Regions from separate parts of the Homo sapiens genome. Here region 2 is linked to region 1. A link is an interaction called in ENCODE POLR2A ChIA-PET data of the cell type or tissue named here. Cell type or tissue: MCF 10A. All regions are shown on one strand. Each heading gives the region's core, and the rest is flanking DNA. Links, peaks and the distances in the headings are about the cores only.

The links. ChIA-PET counts read pairs that join two places held together with the same protein. Peaks named below come from ENCODE experiments on the same cell type or tissue, not always from the same donor. Only the 100,000 strongest peaks of a DNase experiment are listed, where the experiment ranks them.
Region 2: POLR2A ChIA-PET joins it to region 1 with 5 read pairs; 6 of 35 experiments call an interaction of 5 or more read pairs at or near these places.

Annotation. Positions count from the first base shown.
Region 1 is chr4:57,080,086-57,082,899 of GRCh38, forward strand. The region is part of intron 1 of IGFBP7 (insulin like growth factor binding protein 7); the gene reads right to left. Among named protein-coding and RNA genes, the nearest start is that of IGFBP7-AS1, 28 kb to the right of the region's middle. In MCF 10A, for the core only: no CTCF peak of the experiment used is centred there; a DNase peak (open chromatin) is centred at 1,406.
Region 2 is chr4:57,021,521-57,024,334 of GRCh38, forward strand. POLR2B (RNA polymerase II subunit B) reads left to right here. Exons shown (of 25, transcript NM_000938.3): 18 at 632-726; 19 at 1,810-2,060; 20 at 2,142-2,231; 21 at 2,485-2,592. Among named protein-coding and RNA genes, the nearest start is that of POLR2B, 44 kb to the left of the region's middle. RefSeq lists a silencer at 563-857. In MCF 10A, for the core only: no CTCF peak of the experiment used is centred there; a DNase peak (open chromatin) is centred at 1,751.

The DNA.
Region 1 (2,814 bases), core at 213-2,712:
GCCTATTGACATGGCCCTTTAGCCCAACACAGGGTCTCCCACAGGGCTTGGTGGGTACCTGAATGAATGAATGACTACAAGAATGAATGAACCAATGACAAAGTGAATGAGATTTCTGAAGACTGGATTTTCAAAATAACATACTTTATCTCAGTAAGAAAAGCAAGAAATGTCTAAAACTGAGTATGGGAATACTTAGGACTTTAAAATGAGATAATTTCTCTACCTGTCTAAGATTCAAAGGAGGGAAATTGACACTGCTGCATTCTACTCACATTGCCCGAGTGCTCCAGCCTACAGGGGTTATAGCTGAAACAACGGAAGCTGATATATTCAAAAGAATATTGATTGCAGACACACGAAGGGTTTTCCTAAAGTTGGTATCAGAACCTTTCTTCCAATACTGAGTCCCCATCTTCCCATTTAGAGGAAGATTTTGAGTGAAATTTATTTTATTTTTTGAGACAGGATCTCACTTTTCACCCAGGGTGGAGTGCAGTAGCATGATCATGGCTCACTGCAGCCTCTAACTCATAGGCTCAAGTGATCCTCCCACTCCAGCCTCCTAAGTGGCTGGGACTACAGATGTGCACCACCACACCTGGCTGACATTTTCTTTTCTTACTTTTTATTTAGAACTGACCAGAGAGAATACTAGTCTTACTCACTCACCCTATGCCTACCGTGCACACCGATCCAGGAAATGTCAGGAGACAAACCAAACAGCCAATGAAAAGGAAAATGCTAAAAGACATTAGCTGGATCAGCACCACCAATGAAAGTGTGTTGGGTCACAAAAACGACCTGCAGCTTTCCTTTCCACTGCCAAGGGGATATCTCTGTTGGCTTCCGCTCATCAATCTCTCCTCCTTGGCCCTGGCCAATGTTCTCAGAATGTCTCCGGTGGGCTGAGGATGCTGACAGATGCCATCTGGTCCTTCTCACCTTTCCTTTCCTGGAAGTCAACACCCATTTCCTCTATGGAGCTTCCCCCTTTTGTCAGCAGGGGAAGTGAAGATCCCAACCTGGGTACTTAAAATGGGCCTTGAGTGATACTTTCTGGAACATTCTTAGCTTCAGGGCAGGGCCCAGGGAAAGTGCCTCTAATGATCCTAATGTTAGTTTTAAACTTGCTTGGTAATCACTTTGGAATTGCCCATTTTTTTTTCACAGAGCTTTCTGGCCCATACTCAGCTATGGGTTCTAAGTCTGAAAGCCTGTTAGGGCATTAAAAATGACAGCTGTTAAAATGCTTAAGAATTATGAAGGGAGGAAGCTAATGCTTAGATTTACCCCCCACCAGCCCCTCCCACTCACACCATAGACCACATATTTTCCCCTCAGAAAGGAAAACATTCCTGACCTCTGTTTAAATGTTTATCAGAAGTTGTCTGGACTTGTAAATTCTCTGAAGTCACACTCTTTATTAGTCACATCCTTCTTGGTGTGTGGTGTGACCCTTCTATCAGGGCAGGGGGAATGTCGGGCCTTGTGCAGAAATCATTTGGTGCGGGAAACATCAACCACCACCCAGAGATTTTCATGTAGCCCAAACACAAGCAGAAGCTGAGCAAGGACCTTGAGCTTCCCCATGGTGGCAGGGCTTCCGTTTTGAATATGTGTGAAAAAAATTCCTTAGTTCTGAGTCCGCTGGGGCCTTGATTTTAAAACAAAGCCCCAGCATGAAGTCTGGCTCCAGAGAAAGAAAAGTGGAAGTTCTAGGTCCTCAGCACAAAATAAAGGACTATTCAGAGTTCTATTCTGGCTCCAAAGTGCTGCTGCTTTGGGTTTGCAATTGAATCACCCTGCCTTCCTGGTCCTTTGACGTTGATAACTTAGCTTCTACTTGGGATTCTGTGTAAACAGTTTGCATCCAACAGACTTTGGCTTACCAGGTGAAAGGCACTGTTGTAGAACCGACTCGGGGATGCTGGTGTGTGAGAAAGAAAGGTACTACTAGAGCAACAGAAAATGCACTGATTAGCAAGTAGGGGAAGTGGGTTTTGGTACCATTTCTCCCCACATTTTACTTAGTCCTCAGTTTTTTCATCTGTAAAATGGAAAGGTTGAAGCAATGATCTAGGAGGTCCTTTGGGGTCAAGAATCCTCTTTGTCTCTACATCAGAAGTGGAGGAACAGGTGTGAGTTTCAGCCCAAGGAATATCAGTTATAATAAGAAAGACTTTCCTGAGAGAAGGCTGAGTTTACAAAGGATGCTCTGTGATTTTCCTCTTTTGACCAGTGTGGGTCCCAAATCGCGGTCTCAGAGAGCTCTTCTGGGACCTGCGTCTTTGGAGTTGCCATGTTTGAAATCTCTTAGACTAAGATGATACAGGGAAGTGGTTAGGGAAAGGTTAATGATGAACTGAAATATCACCCCAGAATCATTCTAGATCTATGAGTGTATAGTTTTAAATTTGAATCAAGTTTTTGGTAATTAGAAGAAGGAAAGAAAAGAACCTTCGAAATTTAGTTATGAGGAATATCAATGATGTAGTGGTTCAGTATTCTTTTAAAATATTTTGTTGCTATTTAAAAAATGCAAAAGTGCATGCTCACTGTAACAATTCAAATATACAAATATATAAAGAAGCAGCAAGTTGTCTACTTTTACCTCCTGATAATCCTAACCCCCCAACAACTTATATAAACTGTTTATACATATAGTTTTTATTTTTTTAATGAAAATTTCATACCTATTAACATGCAAGCTGCTTTAAATTTTTTTTAAAGTTTTATTTTAAGACACAGGGTTTGTCTATGTTGCCTAGGCTTATCTTGAACTCCTGGCCTCAAGCTTCCTGAGTAGCTGGG
Region 2 (2,814 bases), core at 240-2,739, 59 kb before region 1:
CTGTTGCCAAGACTGGAATGCAGTGGTGCAATCTTGGCTCACTTGCAATCTCTGCCTCCCAGGTTTCAAGAGATTCTCCTACCTCAGCTTCCCAAGTACCTGGGATTACAGGCACGCACCACCATGCCAGAGTTTTTTTTTGTTGTTGTTTGGTATTTTTAGTAGAGACGGGGTTTCACCATGTTGGCCAGGCTGTCTCAAACTCCTGACTTCAGCTGATCCACCCATCTCGGCTTCCCAAAGTGCTAGGATTACAGGCGTGAGCCACCATGCTCAGCCAATGTTAAAACTTCTCACTGGAAGTGTTTGAGTAGAACCTAGGTGACCATCTTTCAGGGTTATTATGTAATGGATTCTTAAATGTGTCGGAGGTTGGATTCATTGACCCCTGGGTCTCTTCCATTTTGACATATAATACTAGGTGGTTAAGGTTATGGGTCAGATGCTACATATGTATAACTCATGTGATAACATTTAGAGTTTAACTCAGATCCTTAATGCAGTTACTCTTGTCCCAGATTCGTAGTTTAAATTGTCTCCCAAATTTCAAGTAAATGAGAAATTGTTGGTATAGTCTCAGCCCTTTTGTTAAAAGAAAATAGACTTTACCTTTAGAACCATGTGTTTTTAGGTCTGTTTTCTATCGCTCATACAAAGAACAGGAGTCTAAAAAAGGATTTGATCAAGAAGAAGTTTTTGAGAAGCCTACACGTGAAACATGCCAGGGTAAGTGACACTAACATTTAAATGATGGAATCCAAAGTTAACTTACTGTGGTTTTCCTAAGTGATTTTGATGGGTTGTGTCACCCTGTGCCTGCCCCTGTCCTCCTCTCCCTTTTTTTGTGCAATGAAAGTGTGTTTTCATGTTATTCTTAGAGTTCACATCTAAGAAAACATGTGTATTTGATAAAAGTCTTTGCACCTAGGAGTGAGCTTGCTATAGACCTTCCTTCCTGGTAGGTCCTGCATTGAGGAGGGAGTTTAGGAAATCAGAGAGGTCATGCAATTTCTGGGGACACACTTCACACCTGTCCCCCTTCCTTTCTAAATTATGGTGTGATCATAATATTTGTTCAGCCACATTGTTTGTAAACATTTAAAAAATAACCAGTGAGAAGAGGATACCTAGCATTTGTTGTTTCTTCTAGAAAACTCAAACTTACTTTCTAGTTATTTATTTTGACAGACACTTAAAACCTGCTTATGCAGTGGGATGGATGGGATGTTCCAGGGAAATGCAATATCTCTGCTACAGTGTTGACTCTGAATAGCATTGCATGAAGTAAAATGTATTTTGTTTCCTTTGCCATCTTCCTGTTACTCCCCTTCCATTGGGTGGCTCTGTGTAGTAGTGAATTGATGTCCAGTGGAGTTAAGATTGAGTTAAGATGAAATCCACAATTTCTGTGGGAGGATGTGTACAGAGGGCATCCATAGATACTCTCTTTTTAATTTAAAAAAATTTTTCTCCTGTACCCACTGATGGCAGAGATATTCTTTCTCTTGTAATATAGAAATCAGAAGATGACAAAAAACATATCCAAAGTCACTCGATAAATGTCTGTCATGGAAGAATCTGCTTTCCCAGTGCTGATTCCAATGTTCTTTTCCTTCATAGACTTTTTTTTTTGTTTTCTGTGTGGGCTGTAGTATTAGAGTTCAGAATAGTTTGTAATATTTGGAATAAGGGTGTGATTCATGGTATAGAGACTCCTGTGGCCTTCTCTCTGACTTGGAACTGATTCATGTATGTGGTTTTTAATCTTTGTTGGGGATTATGTGACATTCCGTGTCTATTTCCTCACAGGCATGAGGCATGCCATTTACGACAAGCTGGATGATGATGGTTTGATAGCTCCAGGGGTTCGTGTATCAGGAGATGATGTTATTATAGGCAAAACAGTCACCTTGCCTGAAAATGAAGATGAATTGGAGAGCACCAATAGACGCTATACCAAGAGAGACTGTAGCACTTTTCTCAGAACTAGCGAGACGGGCATTGTGGATCAGGTTATGGTAACTCTCAATCAGGAAGGATATAAATTTTGTAAAATAAGGGTGAGTACAACTTTGTTCATGTAGCTAGTTTTAGAAAGTAAACCAAATCCACTTAACTAACTTATTTTTATATGAATTTAGGTACGCTCTGTTAGGATTCCACAGATTGGAGACAAATTTGCTAGTCGACATGGTCAAAAGGGTACTTGTGGTATTCAGTATAGACAAGAGGTAGGTATCTTTGATCTCCCTCATGCCCAAACCAGTTTTGTTAAATATTTTTTTTTTAATCAAAATTTGCTTTAACTTAAGAGCTCAAAGATGATACAGGTTGAACTTTTTGATTTTATTGTTGAATAAGTATATGAACATACCATGTTTAAACAGAATTTGGGACATACAGTAATTCAGTTGGGAGAACTGAAATGTCAGTTCTAGTTTAGTATATGTATCTTTGAGTCCCTTTTAAAATTTTTCTTTGTAGGATATGCCTTTCACCTGTGAAGGTATCACCCCTGATATCATCATCAATCCCCATGCCATCCCCTCTCGTATGACTATTGGTCACTTAATTGAATGCCTTCAAGGGAAGGTAAGAGATGTTCTTCAAAAATATAGATTCTAAGCTGATGCTTCTTCTAAAACTCTGATAGGTGATTGCTCTCACATTTGAGCCAGGGTACTTTGTAAAAAGCTAGTGTGAGACTTACTTTTCTGCTTTCAAATTGCTTATGATTCTGCCATTTTTTTTGGCAATTTGCAAAGTTATGGACAAGTCAGAATTTTTGTGAGATATACTACATTCAACTAATAC